2 separate regions of the Homo sapiens genome follow, and region 1 is linked to region 2. Evidence: chromatin loops called from intact Hi-C (ENCODE). Cell type or tissue: HCT116. All regions are shown on one strand. Links, peaks and the distances in the headings refer to the core of each region. The heading gives the core; the rest is flanking DNA.

What was found. Hi-C counts contacts between places; a loop is a spot of excess contacts. Peaks named below come from ENCODE experiments on the same cell type or tissue, not always from the same donor. Only the 100,000 strongest peaks of a DNase experiment are listed, where the experiment ranks them.
Region 1: a loop joins it to region 2, with 2.4 times the contacts of the local background. A loop is called at or near these places in 6 of 110 quality-filtered maps.

Annotation. Positions count from the first base shown.
Region 1 is chr18:26,770,184-26,773,110 of GRCh38, forward strand. No RefSeq gene overlaps it. Among named protein-coding and RNA genes, the nearest start is that of PCAT18, 68 kb to the left of the region's middle. In HCT116, for the core only: a CTCF peak has its summit at 1,566; no DNase peak of the experiment used is centred there.
Region 2 is chr18:26,382,169-26,385,095 of GRCh38, forward strand. The region is part of intron 14 of TAF4B (TATA-box binding protein associated factor 4b); the gene reads left to right. Among named protein-coding and RNA genes, the nearest start is that of LINC01543, 39 kb to the right of the region's middle. In HCT116, for the core only: a CTCF peak has its summit at 1,695 (motif pointing right); a DNase peak (open chromatin) is centred at 1,733.

The DNA.
Region 1 (2,927 bases), core at 302-2,801, 390 kb after region 2:
ACATAAAATTTACCATATGAACCATTTTTAAGTGTACAGTTCTCTGCCATTAAGTACCTTATTGTGCAAACATCAGCATCATCCATCTCCAGAACTTTTCATATTTCCCAGGTGAAACTCTGTACCCATTAAACACCAACTCCCCCCTCCCCCCACCTTAGCCCCTGGCAACATCATTCTACTTTCTATCTCTATGTTTGACTTTAGGTACCTCATATAAGTGGAATCATACAGTATTTGTAATGTTAGGACTGGCTTATTTTACTTAGCATAACGTCCTTGAGGTTCATCTATGCTATACCAGGTGTCAGAATTTCCTTCTTTTTTAAGCCTGAGTAATATTCAGTTGTATGTATAGACCACATTTTGTGTATGAATTCATCCAATGATGACTCTTGGGTTTCTTCCACCTTTTGGCTATTATGAATAATGCTGCTGCAAAACATGGCTATACATTTTTTTTAAAATATGGCAGTGTATTAGGTTTCTCCAGAGAGACAGAACCAATAGGATATAGATAGATACGTGGATATAGATTTGGATAGATAGATGAGAAGGGTTTTATTAGGGGAATTGGATTACATGGGTATGGAGGCTGAGAAGTCCCATGACAGGCCTTCTGCAAGTTGGAGATCCAGAGATGCTGCTAGCGTGGCTCCATCCTCGTCTGCAAGCCTCAGAGAACCTAGGCCAGGGGCAGGGGTTCGGGGGAGGTAGGGGTCATTGGTGTAAGTCCTAGAGTCCCAACACTCAGTTGACTGACTCACATTTCAATCTCTTCTGAAAACACCCTCATAGAAAGAAGGAATGCTTTACTATTTCTCTAGGTATTCCCTAGTCCAGGCAAGTTGACACCTAAAATTAAGCATCACAAGTAGTGTAGACTATGATTATGGGCTTTCTTGTGTAACTCTCAGGTTACTCCCTTTCATAGAAGGATTAACGCTGGCTACCATCCTGTAGTGATACAACTTTGTTTTCTGTTTTTCCGCATGTGTCACCACTACGTGAATTATTTCCTGCTTATGGGAACTGGTGTCTACAGCCTGTGTGAGTATTGTGGCTGTGCTTCTGTTCCAGTCTTCTTTATTGAGGGAAATATTTGAGAAGAGTCCTTACTGCTTAAAACTAAAGCTTGGGAATTGCTTGCTTGAGTTAGATTTACCCAAAAAAGAAAAACGTAAAAAAAGAGACAAAATGTAAGCAAGCTACACTGATACACGTCTCGGACACAGCTTCCTCCACCCCATGCCAGGCTATGTGCTGCCATTTGAACGGGTATCAACTTTCTTGTTGTTTAAAAGGAAAGGGCCCTGGTGGGCTGATTCTGTGACTCGGTGCACATATGGCAGACCCAGTGCTGTCATAAAGAATTCAGTGATCCCAGAACTGATTTATTTTATTTTGTTTTTAAATCTGAAGACCAGGTTCTTTTGAGGTATTAAGTTCTGGGCACCAGCGTTTGCAGATATATCACTGCTCAGGGCAGAAATGCCTTCCTGTGCAGGGAAACCTCCCAAGAAGAGTGAGCCTCCTCTCCTCCTGCTGGTGAGACCAGAGAAGTGTTTCTAACATTGTTGAAATGAAGCAAAGTTATCCTTCTTTTGACCCTGCTGTAGCATCTGGGGTCATCTTTTTGTTTACTGTGTATTTGTTTTTGACCTTCAGAAGGTCCTGGTGGCACAGCCCAACAAAGACTAGAGAATAAAACAAACAGATGCAAAACAAAACAAAGTCTTTAATCATTTCCAGATACCACCACCCCACATGGCAATGTGGCTCTCAGCTTATAAGGTGATTTGATTTTAGAAGCCAACTGTGTTCTACATAACTTATACTGTCACCTGTCACGTTGTAATATACCTAGTATGTTAGTCCATTTTTACACTGCTATAAAGAACTGCCTGGGACTGGGTAAATTTATAAAGGAAAGAGGTTTAATTGACTCCCAGTTTTGCATAGCTGGTGAGGCCTCAGGAAACTTACAATCATGGTGGAAGGGGAAGCAAGGCACCTTCATAAGGCGCCAGGAAGAAGACTGAACACAGGAGGAACTACCAAACACTTATAAAAACCATCAAATCTCTTGAAGACTCATTCACCATCATAGAACAGCATGGAGGAAATCACCCCTATGATTCAATTACTGCCACTTGGTTTCTCCCTTGACACGTGGGGATTATGGAGATTATAATTAAGATGAGATTTTTGGTGGGACACAGCGAAACCATATCACCTGGCAAGCATCAGACACCTATGGTGCTTTTTTTTACCTGTGCTCCTCCTTCATCTTTCATTTTCACCTTAGTAGACTAAGGCACAGGCAGTGAGAGCATCGAGGTGCCTTTTGCAAAGGCTAATGGGGGTCCAGGAATGCTCATGCAGCCTGTCTGTGGGGACAAAGAATAAGGTTGGGTACAGAGGACCTGGTGGATTAATGCCCATCACATGGAAGGCCCTCCACCTGTAGTTATTGGAAGAATAAATGAATGAAAGAGAAGCATCCCTGTGATGAGAGATATAAATTGGCAATCAGTATCTAATATTAATTCCATTGTGCAGATGAGGAGACTGGGTTATTGAGATAGTAATTGATTTCCATAGGCTCAGCCAGCTAGCTGCTGTCTTGTTAATGTCAGAAACAAGACCAGACTTTACGCTTCCAAGCTCAGAGCCTAAAGTGTTTGTGCTAGATTTATGTGCTTGCCGACCCATTCCTGCTGATGGTCACTTTGATAAATCATTTCAATTAGAAGCAGATGTTATCATGGTATACATGGAGACAGGTCTTTCTGAGTTTCCAAACAGTGTAGTTGCTGTTTTATGGTTTCCTGTCTGTGTGTGGGTCTTTATTTGTACAAGTCTCATAAACAAACAAATAAGCAAATAATAACAACAAAATTGGCTGTGGTGGCATTTAAGATTTC
Region 2 (2,927 bases), core at 184-2,683:
AAAGAAAAATGTTTAGCAGTCCTTTGAATAAATTTTAAGAAAATAATAGGTAAAACCGATCTCTGGACATAGTTTATGTGAGTTTTCAGAGGTCTTTGCAAGTGTCTTAGTAAAAGTTTAAAGAAAATAACCATAGTGTAAGTAGGAAAGTCTTGACATGAGGTTGTCAGCTTGGCCATAGGAAATAATCAATTTACTGCCTTTCAGAATTCACTGTTTATTTGGCTTTTTGCTGTTCTTGTGTGTCGAATTCCTTGGTGGGCTGAAGCACTTTCTTAATGTTTGGAGAAAATGGCAGAAAATAGTCTTTTGAACAAATTCCATCTAGTAGCAGTTTGGTGGGGATGAGTAGGTGAGGTAAGATGTTAGAGGGCTGGGTAATAGTTGTGAATAAACCATCAAAGGACTTTACATACCCCACCTTTCACCCCAGATTGGTTTGGCTTAAAGCTGACAATGACAGCAGGATCTTGAATTAGAAGGTCCAAAGCTCATAGGGTGGTTTATTTTCACTGTTTATTCATATAAGTGATGTTATTGGGTGACTCCAAACACATGGTTCTCCTACAGATGATATCACCTAAATGCCAAACACTGTAAAGTATTCACAGGTACAAAATCTTTTTATTCTAGTAAGTGATAAGTTAAAGAGAAAATTACATTGCACTGAAGACGTATGATGGTAGAGGGAAATAAAAAGTACTACTAAAGTGCATAGGAGTTGCACCTAGGCTAGACCTGGGGTAAGTTTGTGTTTGTAGGCACTGGGGACACTTGATATCCTAGCTGAATCCAAAAGAACTTAGATGATGTGGCAATAAGGATAGGATCAGTGGAGTTCAGTGAAGAGAGAATGCTATGTGCAATTAATTGTCTGTATCAAAAAGGAAAAATATTTTGTTCATAATCAATAGTTTGAGACAAGAAGAAAGGAATGAGAGATGAGACTAGGGAGAGAAACTTTGGTGTGGTCATGGATGGCCATATATGTCATGCTTAGATGTTTAGACTTGGTTCTTATAGGAAAATCTTAGCCACTGGAGCATTTCAAGCAAGAAAACAATTTTGTCAGATTATTTTTGAAAGATCCTTCTCACTGCAGTGTAAGCAATATTAACACTGGAAATAGGGAGGTTTTTTAGAAGGCTGTTGAAGTAATCTAGGCAGAAGATAATGGAAGTGAAAATGTAAAAGTAGATGGCTTAGAAACTATTAAGGGGGTAGAATAGATAAGTGGCAGATGGACTATAGAGAAAGATTTGAGGATGACATCCAATTTTCTGGCTTAGGCATTCCTTGAAATGAAGAGGAGGAAGGGAAGGAATGATAGTTTGAAACATGTAGAATTTGGGATACTTATAATACATTCAATTGGAAATCATTAAGAAATTGAACAGTGGCATCTGGAAAATGAGAGAGCGTTCTGTTGGAGATAAAGATGGGGGTGATCATTAGCTATGACAGGCAGTATATTATCTCTATAGCTCTCATAATTACAGAGCTAGAATTGTAACTTGAAGCCAGTGATTCCGTGTCACATCAGTGTTTTCTTCTGTAAAGTACTATTGAAACATAGACATTTAGGAGTGATGAAATGGGGCAGAAGTTAACATGCAGTGTTGTCTGTATTCTGAAATAACTAGAAAGGAATAAAATGAAGGTGATAAAGATGAGAGATCTGTTGCTTCAGAAGTTCTGCTTGTTGACCAGCAGAGGGCAGTGAATTTTGAAGCTCAGTATTTTTCTGTCCTGTGTTCCCCTTTAAGGCCTAGAAGCTTGGGTATTGTGAATATAGATTTTCAGTGTTCTTGTTACACTGGGTCAGGTATCCAGGGCACATTTATTTATTTTTGCTTCTGAGACTTAGAAGATGTTCAGTTTTTTTTCTTTTTTCTGGAGCCAAGTCTTCATTCTACTCCCTATTTCTCACATTTGGACCTTGTTTCCTCCTTAAAGCTGAAAAGACTTGAGCTATCCCTTAAGAGCTGCCATGGTGGCATGAGGTTGGGACTTAGTGTAAATCAGGTAGAATCTGAGAATGTCATGAATCTTTGCCTCTTGATTCCTCTATTAAGAAATTCTCAGTTTTTGTGTTTGGTTAACTGTTCAGATTCAGGGACACAAATTTTGCTTTTATTAGTCGTAGGATTCAGGGAATTGAATGAAAGAGATTGACTTTTAGTTTCTAGAGACAATATTGAAAAGCTTAGTTGATTCTGTACAGCAGCAGGCTCCTCCACTATTTAATTTGAGGGGTGTAAGAAAAACTTACTGTCCACCCGTCACATGTCTGAAATGGCCATCAGTCTACTTTGGAGCTTTAGGCATTCAAGGCTCCCTTAAAATTCAGAAATTTCACTGAGAGGGACAAGGTAAGTATGGCAGCACAAATGATTTCTCTTGAGTTCAGTAACCAGTGATTTAGTGAAGACTTGAGATAATAGGACCTAGGTAGGAAAAGTTTAACTAGTTTTAACTACGGGATGGGAAAAAAGGTCTGGAGCTAGAATTACACTGTTTCCTGTTTGTAAACCTTCAGTGCCTTCCTACTGACTAGGGAATTCATTATGAGAATAGGGCCAACATTTAGAGAGCGTATGCCATTGTCATTTAATCTTCAAACCAGCCATTTGAGATAATTAGTGTTACTATCCCTATTTTGCAGATTCGGAAACTGAGGCACAGAGAAATTAAGTAATTTGAGATTGCCTATGGAGGAGACAACGAGTGTTTGCCACCATTCAGTTCTGTATATCTTATGCCGCCTAGCACAGTTCTTGCCCATAGTAGGTACCCAGTAACCCAGAGAATTTTGAATGGAATCAGAACGTAGACTAGCATGAAGCTACATTACCGTGGATGGTGGCTCTTGGGAGGAGAGGCCCGTATGGAGTCACTGCAAACCCCAACAGGATTCCCGAAGCCAC